2 separate regions of the Homo sapiens genome follow, and region 1 is linked to region 2. Evidence: chromatin loops called from intact Hi-C (ENCODE). Cell type or tissue: B cell. All regions are shown on one strand. Each heading gives the region's core, and the rest is flanking DNA. Links, peaks and the distances in the headings are about the cores only.

The links. Hi-C counts contacts between places; a loop is a spot of excess contacts. Peaks named below come from ENCODE experiments on the same cell type or tissue, not always from the same donor. Only the 100,000 strongest peaks of a DNase experiment are listed, where the experiment ranks them.
Region 1: it touches region 2 in a loop (6-fold over the local background); 10 of 110 quality-filtered maps call a loop at or near these places.

Annotation. Positions count from the first base shown.
Region 1 is chr15:74,393,573-74,401,896 of GRCh38, forward strand. It overlaps LINC02255 (long intergenic non-protein coding RNA 2255), which reads left to right. Exons shown (of 4, transcript NR_146881.1): 4 at 1-1,184. Among named protein-coding and RNA genes, the nearest start is that of MIR6881, 14 kb to the right of the region's middle. RefSeq lists enhancers at 2,689-2,758, 2,779-2,848, 2,899-3,248, 2,930-4,129, 3,299-3,498 and 6 more. In B cell, for the core only: a CTCF peak has its summit at 3,138; DNase peaks (open chromatin) are centred at 3,069, 3,979, 5,729, 7,479 and 4 weaker places; H3K4me3 peaks cover 1,046 bases; H3K27ac peaks cover 7,204 bases.
Region 2 is chr15:74,772,841-74,781,164 of GRCh38, forward strand. No RefSeq gene overlaps it. Among named protein-coding and RNA genes, the nearest start is that of CSK, 5.1 kb to the right of the region's middle. RefSeq lists enhancers at 822-1,399, 2,499-2,608, 2,629-2,698, 4,915-5,445 and a silencer at 5,788-6,082. In B cell, for the core only: no CTCF peak of the experiment used is centred there; DNase peaks (open chromatin) are centred at 2,401, 4,701, 6,631 and 7,651; H3K4me3 peaks cover 4,020 bases; H3K27ac peaks cover 7,418 bases.

The sequences.
Region 1 (8,324 bases), core at 101-8,100, 380 kb before region 2:
ATGGACAGGGGTGACAGCCTCCCCGCTGCTGTTCCTCGAACGCGCCAGACACGCCCCAGCCCCGGGCCTTTGCCCTGGCTGTTCCCTCTGCCTGGAGTGCCCTTCCCCAAACACCTGCACAGCTCGCCCCTCACCTTCTTTCAGTCTTTGTTCAAATGTCACCTTCTTGATGACGCTTTCCCTGACCACCTCACTTAAAACTTCAGATGTCTCCTGGACACGGGCTGCCAATCCCCCTTACCTTTACTTTAGCTTTCCACGGTTCTAACAGATTACCTAATTACATATTTCTTATGTCTATTACTATTGTCTGTTTCCATCAGCTAGAAGGAAAGCCCCTTGAGGGCAGGGGCATTTGTTGGTTTTGGTGACTGATGTAAGCCCAGCTCCCAGGACAGTACCTGGCACCCAGTAGGCACTCTATACTTTTGCTGCATGAATGAGTGAATGGATTAGGGGCCCCACTCACCACCAGGTCTCGTTCCCACATCCTTCAGAGCTTTTCAATCTACACTTGAATCCCCAACCCAAACTCGCTGCCTTCCCCAGGCCCTCACTGTTTCTCGTCTGGGTCCCCAACTCATAACAGCCCCTGACTGTCCCCGGTCTCCAGCAATCCCCTTCCAATCCAACACCGCTGTGAAAGGCAGGATAGCAAGGTGATTCTGGCGTGGGCTCAGGGTCCTTTCTCTGGCTCTGCTGTTTACCAGCAGTGTGACTTTGGACTGGTTCCTTAACCTTCCTGTGCTCCAGTTCCACATGTTGTGATAATAGCACTTCTCTCATAGGGGTTACAGTGCTGAGAGGTTTAAATGAGATGCTGCATGCAAAGCACATTATAAATGTGGATTATTGCTTTACACTTGCCAGATCTTGGTACCAGACAAAGGAGATCCGAATCTGCTGAAAACTGTCCCTTGGCTCCTGGTAGTTTTCAGTTTCTTCTCTGCACCCAGGGGCCCTCCCAAGCTGGTCTCCTTCTCACTTGCCTGGTCTGTCCCTTCTTGCTCCCGGTCCCACCAAACTCCCCAGGGCCTCCTGAGCCCGTCATGCTGCCTCCTGCCCTGGCCTGGGCATTGGGTGTTTTCTCTACTCTTCACTGACTTTTACTTGCTTTCTTACTTAACAGAAATCCCAGAGCTTTTTTGCACTTTCATACACAGAAAACTTTCAGATTTTTTTTTCGAGACAGGGTCTCGCTTTGTTGCCCAGGCTGGAGTGCAGTGGTGTGATCTCAGCTCACTGCAACCTCCGCCTCCCAGGTTCAAGCAATTCTCGTGCCTCAGCCTCCCGAGTACCTGGTGCACACCACCACGCCTGGATAATTTTTGTATTTTTAGTAGAGACAGGGTTTTGCCATGTTGGCCAGGCTGGTCTTCAACTCCTGACCTCAAGTAATCTGCCCACCTCAGCCTCCCAAAGCGCTGGGATTACAGGCGTGAGCCACCGCACCCAGTCTCACATTCTTTTTAGAGCTGTCTTGAATTCCATCATGGGGACATACCATTGGGATATATCAGTCCCAAGCTGATGGCTATTAATGTTTTTGATCTTCTGCCATCACAAGTATGCAGCTTGGTGTGTGTGCATCTGTCATATTCGTTCGGGTGTCTCTGTAAGACAGACTCCTGGAAGTGGGATTACTGGGTCAAAGGTAGCTAGTAAAGCACGACGGGCCTTGCCAGCCCAGTGTGCTCCCCACCAGACCCAGGATCTAGCCCCAAGTCTGAGTGATGCAGAATTCACGCCCTCACCTCTGTGCCATCCTGCCTCCTTCAGCAGTAGGGCTGGAGCGCATGGTGAGGGGCCAGTTCTACTTTCTGCCTCAGTCAGGATCGGTCCACTTGAGCGTGATATGTGGGGGCCGAGCCGGGAGGCGTTGGAGCTAGCCGAGGAGATGAGGCCAGCCCCCAAACACTTCCAGAACACTCTGAGCCTTCATGAAGGCTGCAGGAGGGAGCATGGCCTCTTGCCCACATTCTCCCCACCTGGGATCTTCTCTCTGGCGGCTGCCTCTGCCTCCCCATCAGCGCCAGAGCAGGACTGGCAGTGGCACCCCAGGCACCAGTGAGCAGGCTACAGGGTCCGTCCCCACCTAGGGCTGCATGGTCAGACCCCTTGAAGAGGGAATGGCAGAACCTCAAGACCTTGGGTGGAGGGCAGCCCAGGAGAGCCAGCCCCAGGCCATGCCATGGCTCCGTGGCTCATGTGGGCAGCCCCCCACTGGCCCTCACAGAGGCAGAGCTGAGTCAGCAGCCAGGGTCGGGGTGCCTCTGAGGCCCAGGCCTACTTCACTGGGAGGTGTCCCTGCACAGAAGTGAGAGGGCTCAGGAGGGGCCTGGCTCTCTGCCTCTGCTGCTTCAGGAAAAGTCCTGCTCCTTGGCTGAGCCCTCAGGGTCCTTCTCCAGCCCCCTGCCCACCGCCTGCCCTCCGGTCTCCTACACCCCCTCACACTCCAGTCAGTCATGTGGAAATGCTTGCAGTTCTCCACATGGGTTATTCCACTGCCTGCCTCCACGCCTCTGACCACGCAGCTCCTTCTTTTCCAGCTAACTCCCACTTGTCCGCAAAGACAATTCAAGAGTCCCTTGGAGCAGCCTGTTCGCACCTATGCACTCACACAGCACCTTGTTTGTTTAGACCCGCCCAGTGCCTCACAGCAACCCCATCTGGGTTCACTGTCAGAGCTCTGAGCCCACGGGGCTACTCGTCCCAAAGGCATACAGCATGTCCCAACATCTGACTTCGAAGCTGGGACAGGCCTGGCTCCGGGAGGGACAGAGGCTTCTACCTGGGGTAGCTGAGCTGTCCAAAGAAGTTTCAGCCATGTCGAGCCCCTGGCGTTGCCGAAATCCCCCACCCCACGGTGCCACAGCACCAGGGCAGCCCCTAGGAAAAGCCAGCCCCTCAGAGGCCCTGTGCTAAAGACCAGAAATTGCCCCTGGGTCTCCGCAGGAGTTCTGCAATGGGGAAGTGAGCCCTCCTGAGGCCTGGCTGGCAGGAGGCTCTTCAAGGCCAGCATCATGTGGACTTCCCCCAACCACTCGCGTTTCTGCACAGCAGCCACGGAGACCTGGGGGCTGCTGAAAAACGAGATCAGAAGGCAACGTCAGCCTGAGTGGGCTGAAACCTGAGATGAGGAAATGAGAAGACGTCAGGGGGCTGGAGGACATGGGTTTGAGGACAGCCAGCACCCAGCACTGCAGCTGAGGCCTCCTGAGGGAGCCAGAGGGAAAGCAAGTCCCCTCCCTGCGGCCTGAGTCTCTGCCAGTGCCCAGCACTCCCAAAGGATCCACCCCAACCTGAGAGACCCCAAAGACATTGGAGCAGCCCCAGACACCTCCTCCCAGGGCCACAAAGGCCCCTGACAAGCCCACAGCAGTCCAAGGCCTCCAACTGGAGTCATCTTTGGTAAATCTGGGGCCCATCAGCACCCACTGCCCTTCCTGGTGCCCTAAGCATGCTGGCAGGGGGACTGGAAACTGCATCCCAGTTTGCAGTGGGTGTATGTCTCATACACCCACAATACCTGATGTGGGCGTGACTCACCTTGGGGACCTGTGAGTCAATAAGGGTGTATGAGTAAGGGGCAGAGCATTTCAACTTAGTCCCATAGCACATGAGCTCACTAAGCAAACATTACCTATGTCTAGATTTGGGGCCAGTCACTACCCACTGGAGGCTGTGGGCTCCAAGGTATGGCAGCAGGGGAGGCCAGCCAGGCTCTGCCCAGCTTGCCCCTCCTTGTGAGGACGGACCCAGCCAGGCCTCCCGCATCCGCCCTTAGACTGGGGGACCCTGGGTGGGGGTAGAAAGGGGGACTGAAAGTGGTGTCTGGAGTTAAGCCCATCTCCTCATCCCCCACCATGGGGATCAAGATGGGGGCTAAGAGTCACCCCACCACCACCCCAACCCACTCTGAACGCAAAACAGAAGGGGACAAGCAAAACAGAACTGAAACTGGGCAAAGGAGAAACAGGTCTGGGCCCGCCCCAGGGACCTCTGTATCTCACCCCTTACCCATACACATCCTGACCAGGGCCTCTCCCCCAGCCTGGGAAAACCTTTCAAGCTTGGCCCTCTCTCACCTGGGCTCTCTCAGCCTCCTGCCCTCCCCCATCTTCCCTGCTCCCAGCCTCATGCTGCCCCAGGCCTCACCCCATCAGAGCTAAAAGGACCCCAGGCTGGGCATCTGTAGATCAGGGATCTGGTCTCCCTCTGCCACTACCTTTTGGGATGACCTTTGGGAAGTCATTCCCTTCTCTGAGCCACAGTTTCCTCATCTGGCCTGGGCTGTGGGCATAGAATCTGCAGGTGAGGGCTCTAATGGGTGAGTTTCAGGCCAGGCTGAGACTTTTCACATTATAACACTGAGGCACCCAGCACCTTGACTACCACTCATCCTGGGGACTTGGGAAGGGACAGAGGCTGGGATTGGACAGTAACAGCCAAGACCTTCCCAGGGCACAAACGCTGCCTCCCTGAAGCCTGCCCTGACTGTCCATGCAGGTCACTCCCATCACTTCACCTCCTCCTTCCCTCCACTCAGCACCAGCCACCACTGGGTCACATCTATGTCCCTTTGGCTCTGCAAGAGCAGCCTGGACCCCTGCATCCCCTACCCCAGCACAGGCCTGACACCAAGCAGGGGCTCAACAAAATATGTGTTGAAGGCCAGGCACAGTGACTCATGTCTGAAATCTCAGCACTTTGGGAGGCCAAGGCCAACAGATCTCTTGAGTTCAGGAGTTCGAGACCAGCCTCGGTAATGTGGTGAAACCTCATCTCCACAAAAGATACACAAAATTATCTGGGTGTGGTGGCATGCACCTGCAGTCCCAGCTGCGCGGGAGGCTGATGTGGGAGGATTGCTTGAGACCAGGAGACGGAGATTGCAGTGAGCCAAAATTGCACCACTGTATTCCAGCCTGGGTGACAGAGCAAGACCCTGTCTCAATGTCTCTCTCTCTCTCTCTCTCTGTGTGTGTGTGTGTGTGTGTGTGTGTGTGTGTTGAAAGAATAAAGGCAGAGAAAATAACAAGTGTTGGTGAGACTGTGGCAAGATTAGAGCCCTCACACTCTGATGGCGGGGATGTAAAATGGTATCACCTCTGTGGAAAGCAGTTTGTCAGTTGCCCAAAACGTTGAACACAGAGTTACCATGGGATTCTGCAGTCCCACTCCCAGGTAAATAGATGTTCCAAAGAGTTGAAAACATCTGATCACACAAAAACTTGTACACAAATATTCATACAGCGTTATTCTGGATATTATTATAACAGCCGAAAAGTGGGAACAATGTCCATGTCCATCAACTGAGGCACAGATAAGCAACATGGCCTAGCCACACAATGAGCTCTCATTCAGCAGTGAGAAGATGGGGCGTCCTGGTTCAGGCTACCACATGATAACCCCTGAAAACAGTATGCTAAGTGAAAGAAGTCAGACACAAAAGGTGACATGTACAATTCCATTTATATGAAATGCCTAGAAGCTGGATGCAGTGGCTCACGCCTGTAGTCCCAACTATTTGGGAGGCCCAGGCAGGAGGATTACTTGAGCCCAGGAGTTTGAATCCAGCCTGGAAAACATAGCGCGACCTCATCTCTGAATAAATTATTTAATTTAATTTTTTAAAAAATGTCCAGAAGAGACAAATGCATAGAGACAGAAAGTACATTAGTTGGGGGACAAGGAAAGGGGAAGTAACTGCTAACAGGCACGAGGTTTCTTGGGGGTGATGGAATGTTCCAGAGTTAGCTAGAGGTAGGTGTCATAGAGCATTATGAATATACTCAAAACCACTGCAATGTGCATTTTGAAATGGCAAAATTTGTGTTATATGAACCTTTACTCAATAAATACATAAATAAATAAATAATAAATAAATAAATAAATAAATAAATAAATAAAAAGGCAACAACAGCCACCCCAGGGACAGGTTTGGAAAGCCAAACTTGTCTGACTGGCTGGGTGGCTTGTCTATTTGTGTGTTTCTTAAAACAGCATCCTACAGGAGAACTATTCTTTGCTCAGGGAAACCCCCACCCCCTCACTCCACTCCTACCTCGAGACAAGGCCTCTGAGGAGCAGATGGGAGGAGAGGGGCTCTGGGGAAACATAGGGGGCATTGCAGTGGGGTGCTGCCCTCTCCTTGGGCAGGTGCCCCCATGATGAGCAGACTCAAGGTCCAGCTACAGTCCCAGCTCTGGTACAGGTCCTGTCCCTTTCCTCAGTTTCCCCATCTGCAGTCTGCCTCCCGGGGTCTTTCTGAGGTCAGTATGTAGCATGACAGAGCCTGAGAACTGCCAAACTGCCATGTTCTCTCAGAGACCCCTTTTTGGCATGCATTCCAGATGTGGGACCAGAGGTTGGGAAGTTCTTCCTTTGGTCTGACCACAGTATTCCACTTGGAGACAGCAGTGGGAAGAGGCCTTCCACTGAGTCACCCTGACTCAACTTTCATCAGCTTCAGGCCCCCCGTGGGGGTCCTTCCCCCACCGGATGCTCACTTTGCTGTAATGGGGCAGGATGTGGGTTCCCTGCTGTGGGAGAGCAGCCCCCACAGCAGCTGCTCCCTAAGATGGTTCTGGCAGGAACCAATGAGAGGAGAAAGCTGATCCTCAACCCCTGCAGGGGCCCTGCAGCCCAAGCAGAGGGCCTCTCAGCCCACCTCGGTCCCAAGTAGGACAGATTGACAGGTGACCTCCCTGTCTCAGAGCCTCAGGGTGTCTTGGAACAAGTGATCCCATCATCTTCCTCTGAGGTCCAAGACTCGGGTGCTAATGGACTCTGTGTAGGGAACCCTGGTCACTGGGGCAGACTCTGTCCCAGACCTGATCTTTGCCATTTTGCCAGAGTGGCCCACCTGACTGCTTCTCTCTGCTGTGTGTATCACTTGTATTAACCGCGAACCCAGCAAAGAGAGCAGGAGCTTGGGCCGGGCACAGTGGCTCACACATGTAATCCCAGCATTCTGGGAGGCTGAAGCAGGTGGATGACTTGAGGTCAGGAGTTTGAGACAAGCCTGGTCAACATGGTGAAACCCCGTATCTACTAAAAATTAAAAAAAAAAAAAAATTAACCAGGCGTGGTGTAATCCCAGCTACTCAAGAGGCTGAGGCAAGAGAATCACTCGAACTCGGGAGGCAGAGGTTGCAGTGAGTCAAGATCGTGCCACCGCACTCCAGCCTAGGCAACAGAACAAGATCCTATCTCAAAAAAAAAAAAAAAAAGTAAAAGTAGAACCCCTGTTTCTTGAGGACAAAGATTAGATGCATCTTTTTGTTGTGAAATTTTGGTAAACTACTTACTCTTTCTCAGCCTCAGTTCTTTGAACTATGAAATGGAGACAATAGTAATAGTATCAACCTCAAAGGGCTGGTGAGAAAACTAACCAAGACAATTCACACAAAGTTTCAGAACAGTCCCGGGCAGGTGCGTGACTTACGCATTTGGCTTTTGTTCACCACTATTACTACTTGCTTATTGAAGCTGAGCCAGGTGGCTGAGCAATGTCCCTTTCTGGCAAGGAGGGTGGAGGCAAGTGTCACATTTCAGAAAGATCCCTGGGCTCCTGTTGAATCTGTCCCCACACCAAAACATGCCCGTGGGGGCTCTAGCTCCTGCCCCAGCAGCGAAAGGGGCTCCTCCTTCTCTGGTGCCCAGTCCTAGCTCACCTGCTCTTCACAAGCCTCCTCCCAGCACAGCCTGCACCACACAGGTGCTCAGTAAGGGGGTTGCTCTGAACAGGGAGCAGGCCCACATGCTGAGAGTGGTGGAGGCGTGCAGGCTCTGATGACCACCTGAACCCAGACTCCAGGGCAGGACAGGTCCTTACAGACCGTAAGGGCTTCCTGCCTACCCTCTTCCCATGCAGTTACCTCAACCCTGGGACACCAGGAAGGTTGAGCATTCCAGGAAAGCCCCGACCCACCCAGGAAACCCAAGTACCTGGTGGGGCCTCATCTGGCCCATTGTCCTGAAAGGACAGGAATAAAGGCTCTCTCCTCATGGCCACACACCCTAGGGACGTCCAGCCTCCAGCTTTCTGTGGGTGGGGCAAATGACTGAGGAGGCTTCCCTCCCTGCAGGCGCCTCCCTCTGGGGCCTCCTGTGGTCCAGTCGTCCCTGGTCCCCAGCTCTCAGGTGGGTCATAGGGCATCTCAGCAGGACCACCAGGAAGAGCATCAGGAGGGGAAGGAGCCAGAGAGCCCTCCAGGCCAGTGCACTGCTAACTCAACATCTCATCTTCCTATCTCGTCCCTTCTGCTCACCTCCGGAGACTCCCCCTCCCCTCTCATGCTCTTCACTGGCAGGTTATG
Region 2 (8,324 bases), core at 128-8,127:
CTACACTCCAGCCTGGGCGACAAAGTGAGACTCTGTCTCAAAATAAAAGAAAAAAAAGAAAAGAAGGAACTGACCCTGGCTGGAGGGAGAGGTGACTGGGACCTCCCGGGGCTACCTCAATGTCAGGAGAGCACTCCTGGAGACCCAAAGCTTCCAGTTAGGGATTCAAGAAGATAGACTGGGGCGCGGGCAATAGGGATGCAGGCAAGGAGCTTCTCCTTGGAACGGGAGCCCTGAGACCCCCGGGGGAAAATCTGGTCACTCACGTATTCATTCAGCACACATTTATGGCTACAGGCTCTGTGCCTTCCCATGGAGAGACAGAAGAAAGGGAGCCAGTCCCTGTCCTCACGGAGCTCACCTCACCCAAACACACACTCTCTAGAAGGAAATTCTGGGGGTCTTACGGGCCAAAAGGAAGGGGCATTTCCCTCCAGGTCCTCTGGAGTCCCCTGACAAAGGGCCCTCCAGGCCTCATCCCTGACTCACTGGGGCTTCCAAAGTCTCCTCCGGCTCAGGGAGTATCTATCCCTGGCCCCAGCCCCCAGCCCAGTTCCACCCCACCCCCAATCAGGCAAGGAGGTCTTTCAAAAGCTCCTCTGATCTCTGACAGGGACAATGTTGGCACACAGGTTTCTTCACAGGTGTAACACCTGGGCGGGGGCATTTGCATGGGTTTTGCAAAAGCTGGGCCTGAGGCTCACCAGTGCCCAGTTGCTCTCTCTTCCCAGCCCTCGCAGAGCAGACCTCCTGCTCCTTCTCACCTGCCCCACCTTGGGCCAGGTCTCTAACCTTTGCACTGCAGAGAACCCCAGGGCCTCTTTTCCTGCTTTCGCCCAAAGAGTTCCCAGGAGGAAAGCCAGAACAGTGCCAACTGCGGCTTCCAGTCAGCAAGGCAGAGCCTGGGGACTATTGGGTTCAGCACAAAAGTGACCCCTGACAGCATTGAGGGAGATATGTCAGCCTGCTGTGAGCCCAGGACTCCAGGTGGGAACCAGGTAGCTCTGGCTCTGCCCAATTCCAGCTGCTCCAGTGCCTGGAAGGTAGTAAACACGCCCTCAATATTTAGTGAATGGATGAATGAGGGTTTTCAATTCATCAGCCATTGCGAAACTGTAGGCCTAGGAACAGACAAAAGGCCTGGCCCTACCCTTGGAAAGCCCGACTGAACCCAGCAGGGGAGAGCCAGAACTACAAAGCCTGTTTCAGGAGTGAGAGAAAAAATATTCATCTAACTGCCGTGGTGTGAAAGTCTGCCTTGTGTCAAAGAACCCTGCTAAGCAAGCAACTTTACATCATCTCGGTTTAGCATAAGTCCCCTGTGACATGGGTCCTCTCAGTCCCACTTTAGAGATGAGGAAACTGAGGCTCAGAAAGGTTCAGTGACTTTTGCTTAAGGTCACAAGGCTGGGATGGGGTGCAGCCAGGACTCCAACCTGGAAGACTTTGTAATAAATTGAGCAAGAATGATGTGGTGGCATCCCGGGTCCCTTTTCCCCCAGCTGGGATCTGGTGACTGTGTCCTCCTTAAATCCCTCTTTAGTTTTCTTATCTGCAAATAGAAGTAATAATAATATCTACATTGTAAAGAGATTGGGAGGATCAAATGAAACTTAAGACATGTAGAATAGCCAGGCAGGCCCCTGTAGTCCCAGCTACTCTGAGAGGCTGAGGCAGAAGGATTGCTTGAGCCTAGAAGCTCCAAAACCATCCTAGGCACATAGGGAGACCCTTTCTCAAAAAAAAAGTAAACAGCAGGGTGCGGTGGCTCACACCTGTAATCCCAGCACTTTGGGAGGCCAAGGCAGGTGGATCACTTGAGCTCAGGAGCTCCAGACCAGCCTGGCCAAGATGGCGAAACCCTGTCTCTACTAAAAATACAAAAATTAGCTGGGTGTGATGGCACGCATGTGCCTGTGGTCCCAGCTACTTGCTGGGAGGCTGAGGTGGGAGAATCACTTGAACCCAGGGTGGGGGGAGGGGGGTGGCAGTGGAGGTTGCAGGAGATGAGATCGCACCACTGCACTACAGCCTGGGCAACAGAGCAAGACTCTGTCTCAAAAACAAACAAACAAAAAGACACGTAAAATGCTTAGAATGATGCTAGCACATGCAACACCTACATTAGCATTGCCTATTATTATTATTATTAATTGAAATTCATATCACTTATTCATTCAACAAACGTTTGAGTACCAGGATTCAGCCTCCAGCAGCCGATCAGGACACAAATACGAAGTGGGTAGTCAGTGCTATAATACTAAGAAGTGGGCCAGTGAGGGACAATAGCAGAGGGGAGGCTTCCAGCCTTGGGATGTGGGAAGAGGTCATCAAAGCTTCCCGAGGACAGCCAGTCAATTCTCCAACCAGAAGCAGAAGTAATATTTTTAACATGCAAATCTGATCAGCTGAGGCTGTGGTGAACCCTCAAATAGCATGGGGGCGGGGCCCCGATGCCCTAAGGATGAAGTCCAAAGACTCCCCTATTCCACAGGGGATCCTACAGGCTCTGGCCATTTGCGCCTCTGCTTCCAAGGCTCTGACCCCATCCCATCCTGGCCTGTTTTCCTTTTGCCCAAAGCTCAATCCCTTCCAGTTCCAGGGCCTCTGCTCCTGTTGCCCCCTCTGCCAGGCCCCCAGGCACCACCTCTCCTCCTGCAGGGTCTGAGTGCTCAGGTGAGGAGAGGTCTCTGCTCCGCACTCACACTGCACTTGCACAATCCTCTGGGAACTTGCCTCGCCTTGTTGAACACCTCTGCCCCCACAAGACAGAACATTCCAAGAAGATAGGGACCCAGGAGGAGGGAATCGTGTGCGTGGGGGAGGCGCTGGGACAGCCTGCAGGGATCCCAGGCACCTTGGCGAACTCTTGTCATAGACTTGGCTCTGGATCTGCCCTCTCTAGGGAGATATCAAACCAGGAAGCCCAGGACCCAAAACCTTTGCGATCAGGGGTCTGCCAGTTAACCCCTGAGTGCTGGCTGCCTCAGGCCCCGAGGGTGGGGTCCTCCAGTTCCCAGTGGCCTCTCAGTTGGGTCACCACCACACCACTCAAGCCACCAAGCCAACAAATCAAGACTTCTACCATCATCGCGACGGGAAACAAAAACTAACTTCTCAGGAAATCCTCTTGGAGCAAACTGGTGCAGTGGAGAGAGCTGACCTTGGTCTGACATGAAAAGCGGTTGTGCATAGTAAGTGCTCAATAAATATTAGCTGCTATTATCAATGATAATAATAAAGTACCTGGCACATAGTAGGTGTTCAGTAAATGATAGTTCTCTGGTCCCAGGGGGACAGAAATTAGAGGCAGTCAGCAGCCCCTCCCCACCTTACTCCCAAGGTCCTCCACTTGTACACAGGGATTCAGACCTATGGATCACCAAATCCAAACCCTTCAGTTGCTAGGTAGGGAAACAGGCCTAGAGGAGAAGGACTGGCCCAAAGTAAGAAGCAGTGTCGGCCGGACGCGGTGGCTCACACCTGTAATCCCAATACTTTGGGAGGCCAAGGCGGGCGGATCACAAGTTCAGGAGTTCAAGACCAGCCTGGCCAATATGGTAAAACCCCATCTCTACTAAAAATACAAAAATTAGCCGGGTGTGGTGGTGGCGCCTGTAATCCCAGCTACTCGGGAGGCTGAGGCAGGAGAATTGCTTGGACCTGGGAGGCAGAGGTTGCAGTGAGCCGAGATCACACCATGCACTCCAGACTGGGCGACAAAGCGAGACTCCATCTCAAAAAAAAAAAAAAAAGAAGCAGTGTCTGTCCCTAGAACCTGGGTCTCCTGGGCCAATGCCTCATCCTCATAATAAACTTTCCAGCCTTAGGAGGGAGGTTTTCAGTGCCTAGATTCAGGCAGACATGTTTCCTCCAAAGGACAGCTTTGGAAGGATGGGAGCTCAGGCCTTCTCAGGAGGGCGAGAGGGGTTATTGGGAAGGCCAAGGTTTATCTCTGCAGGAGGAAGTCTCAGCTGCTTGACTTGATGGAATCCCCAAGAGCCTGCTCTCCCGCAGGTCAGGCAGGAAGGGGCAGAGGTCACAGGGGAGGCCTGTCCTGGCCCCTGGTTCCCTGAGTCTTTGCTATCTGTGGGCCTCAGCTGGCACTCAGCCAACAGGCCCCTGGCATTAAGATGACAAGGGCTACTGTGGCCTCTTGGCTTCTCCCTGTTTCTCCCTAGAGACACTCAGCCCCAGCACTGGCCGGATCTCCCTGGCCACCTTCCCTGAAGGCCCCTTTCCCCCTACTTTCATGTCTCAACCCATCCCCACAGCTCAGTGAGACCCTGCACCCTGCACCCTGCACCTTGGATTCATGCCAGGCCTGAGTGACCCACGGCCCATGCCTTTTCTGCTTGGTCCCATTGCCTCACGGGTGCCCCCAAGTTCTGCTTCCTGTCTGTGCCACCGTTAAGCCTCTTTCCTAGTGATGACTCCCGCGACAGCCTCTTTCCGGAGGAGGCGCATTCCTTAAGGGCCTGGTGGGGATGGTGATGACAGGGCCAAAGGACAGCTCCCAAAGCTGGAAAGCCAGCCACTGCGGGGGGCCTGGAGGTGCTGTCAGCAAGGGAAGCTGCCCGGCCCCTCTTGCTAGCAGCCAACTCAGCCTGAGCACCTGCTCTGCAGGAAATAGAAGGGGACTTTGCTGGAAATCTGCCTTTAATCTTGGCTTCCTGTTTTCTGCCCTGGGGGACTGCCCAGACGGTCTGAGTTTCAAGCTATTTCACACCAGCTTCTCTAAACTGTCATCTCTGTGCAAAGAGGCTGGGGGAGGGGAGGAGGCTGGGTGGAGAGAGGAGCGGCCCTTCCCTTCCCAGGGGACCCCATAAGGGTATAAATGCACATACATGTGCATAAGCTCTGGACTGCTGGAGGCCAACCCAACTTTGCATGGAGCTATCCCATTTGGCACTTGTATCATCAAAATGCAGCCAGAAGCTTCTCTCTGGTTCCCCACATCCAGGGGTGGGTCTCCAACCTCTCCTCTCTTCTCCATTCCCCTGGGGCAGGCCCAACAGCCAGGCAAGAGTGGCCCAGCCTCAGAGAGCTAGTGTTCAGTTCCCAACACTGCCTTGACTCCACATTTCACAGGCATCCCAAGCTCATTTTGTCCAAAACCAAACTCCTGAGTGTTCCCCCAGCCTGGCACTCTCCCCAGGTTCTCCCATCTCGCACCATCTCCCCAGGTGCTCCAGCCACACCTGAGGACTGAGGAGTCATGCCTGATTTCTCCTGTGGCCTCACTCCCCACAAACAACCCCTCACGGAGAGCTGCCCTGGGACTTGCCTTTGTCCATTCACTTCCCTATCCCGCTGCTTCCACCAGGGCTAGACCCGTCAGCCCTGGTCCAGGCCATGCAACAGCCTCCTCACTAGGGCTTTGACCTTTGACCTTAACTTTTTTTTTTTTTTTTTCTGGAGTCAGGGTCTCACTCTGTTGCACAGGCTGAAGTTCAGTGGCTCACTGCAGCCTCCATCTTCCCACCCTAAGTGATCCTCCCACCTCAGCCTGGCTGAGATGGGAAGATTGCTAGCTACCAGCACACACCACCATGCCTAGCTAATTAGAAATTTTTTTTTTGTAGAGACAGGGTCTTGCTCTGTTGCCCAGGCTGGTCTCAAACTCCTGGCCTCAAGTGATCCTCTTGCCTCAGCTTCCCAAAGTGCTGGGATCACAGGCGAGAGCCACAGGGCCCAGCCGACCTTCACTCTTTATCATATCACTACCCTGCTTATAAACATCTTTCAATGGCTCCCCATTGCTCATATGATAAAACCTAAACTCCTGTAATAAAAATCTCTGGCCCACAACACCCTATAGAATCTGTCCCTTCCTCAAACACCACTCTCCCCTGCTTGCCGGTCTCATCACCTTGGCCTTCTGGCTGTCCCTTGAGCCACTGAGGCTTTCTGTGCCTCAGGGTCTTTCACTATCTTCCTCCCCACCTGCAATACCCTCCCCCACTCCTCCAACACTGGCCTGGGGCGTGGTGGCTATCGCCCGTAATCCCAGCACTTTGGGAGGCCAAGGTGGGTGGATTATTTGAGGTCAGGAGTTTGAGCCCAGCCTGGCCAACATGGTGAAAACCATCGCTACTAAAAACACAAAAATTAGCTGAACATGGTGGCACACACCTATAGTACCAGCTACGTGGGAGGCTGAGACAGAAGAATGGTTGAATGCCAGAGCGGGAGGTTGTGGTGAGCCGAGATCATGCCACTGCACTCCAGCCTGGGCAACAGAACAAGACTCCGTCTCAAAACAAACAAACAAAAAACAAAACAAAACAAAACAAAAACTTACTAAGACAGTTGTAGATAAAGGCAGATTTATTAGAAAAAGTAGGAAAATACATTGCAAGAAGGCAGAAGAGAAGCTGACTGCCAGGAAACAAAAGGTTGTTGGAGATTTTATAGAATTAGTGTTATGCTATCTGTTGAGGAGGTTTTTGTGCAGTATCAAACGCCAAGGGTACAGTGAGCTAACTTGCCAAGGGTACAGTGAGCTAACTTGCAGGAGTCTGGTGATAGTCGGGCACAGGAAGATTGTGAATTATTTGCACAGGAGAGCTATATGTCCTAGACATGAAGAAAGGCAGACTCACAGCTTATCTAATTTCTCTTTTTGCTTTCCCTTGCTCCCACCGACCAGATTCCCTTTCCCTAATTAGCACTTCCCACCTAGCACTTAGTAGGTGCTCAATAAGCATTTGTTTTTTTGTTTTGTTTTGTTTTGTTTTGTTTTTTTGAGACAGAGTCTCGCTCTATTGCCCAAGCTGGAGTGCCGTGGCGTGATCTCGGCTCACTGCAAGCTCCGCCTCCTGGGTTCACACCATTCTTCTGCTTCAGCCTCCCCAGTAGCTGGGACTACAGGCACCCGCCACCACGCCCAGCTAATTTTTTGTATTTTTAGTAGAGACAGGGTTTCACCATGTTAGCCAGGATGGTCTCGATCTCCTGACCTTGTGATCTGCCTGCTTCGGCCTCCCAAAGTGCTGGGATTATAGGTGTGAGCCACGGCGCCCAGCCCAATAATTCCACCAGAGGACAGGTCTGTGGGAGTGGGGCCCTTTATCGATTTGTTTATGGTTTTATCCCCAGTGCCTGGAGTACAGGAAGATTAAAAAATTTATTTCACTTTGCTGAGAAGAGGTGGAGCCAGGATTCAAATGCTGGTCTATTTGACTCCAAAGTTCACAGCTGGGCCACAGCACACCCAGGGGAAAAAGTCAAGTGCATTTGGGGATAAAGAAAGGTTGGTGACAAAACTGGAACAGGGATTAGAGTATTTTCCCCAAATCCCCAGTCTTTTCTTTCCCATTCTGCTAGCTGATTCAGCCAGGGGAGGGGAGATGTCAATTTCTCCCTCCCAGAAGGCTTTGCAGAGCTGCTGAAGTGCTTTCTTGTAGGCTGAGAGGCGGCCCCCCATCCGGCCCCATATTATCATTCCATCTTGACCTCAGAGGAAAGAAAGGGAAACCAGCTCTGCTGAGCACCCTTTCCACTCCCTCACCCCCAGGCCGTTATCTTGCTGAATCTGCACTATCTATCATGAGAGAAGTATATTTTGAGCCTGATCTTACAAAAGAGGAAACAGCTCAGAGACCTTAGGTAACTAGCCCTAAGTCACACAGCTAGTAAGTGGACGGGTTGAAATTTAACTTGGAGACTTGAACCCCAAATTCATCTTTTTTCTGTTACACCACACCTATCTCTGAAACTTACTGGCTGTCTCCTCAAAGGACATCCCTCTCCAAAGGGCTGGCTCCAGCTGGGAAACCGGCCTAAGGGTGCCCTGGGTCAGAGGGCCGACCTGTGGTTTTGGGGGCAACTCCTCCTGGCATCCGAGGCTCTTTAAAACAATCTGCAGCCACACTGTCTCCCAGCTCCGTCTCCCACAGGGCTGTTTGCCCTCTTCTCGCTCCCTCGGGCCTCTTCATGCTTATTTTGTGTTCCAAGACTTTGTCAGCATGCCCCACTTCCTCCCCCCCAACCCCAAGAGTGCCTCTTCCCTCTGTCCACCCAAGCCTGACCCTTGCTTCAGGGTCTAGTCCCTAGAAAGTCCCCCACCTTTACCTCCTCCCTACGCTGGAGTCTCTGGTCTCGCCCTCATCACTGTATCCCCATTCTGTTCCCCGGTCTCACCCTCATCACTGCATCCCCATTCTGTTCCCCCGCCACCCTGCACTCTCCCACCCCTGTCATGCCTGAGCACGCTGTCCTCTCCTGTGGCTCAGAGCAGGTCATCTCCCTGCTTTTCGTTAACAGTGATGTAACAGCCCTTGCTTAACGGAGGGCTCCTCACGTGCCAGCTACTGCATACT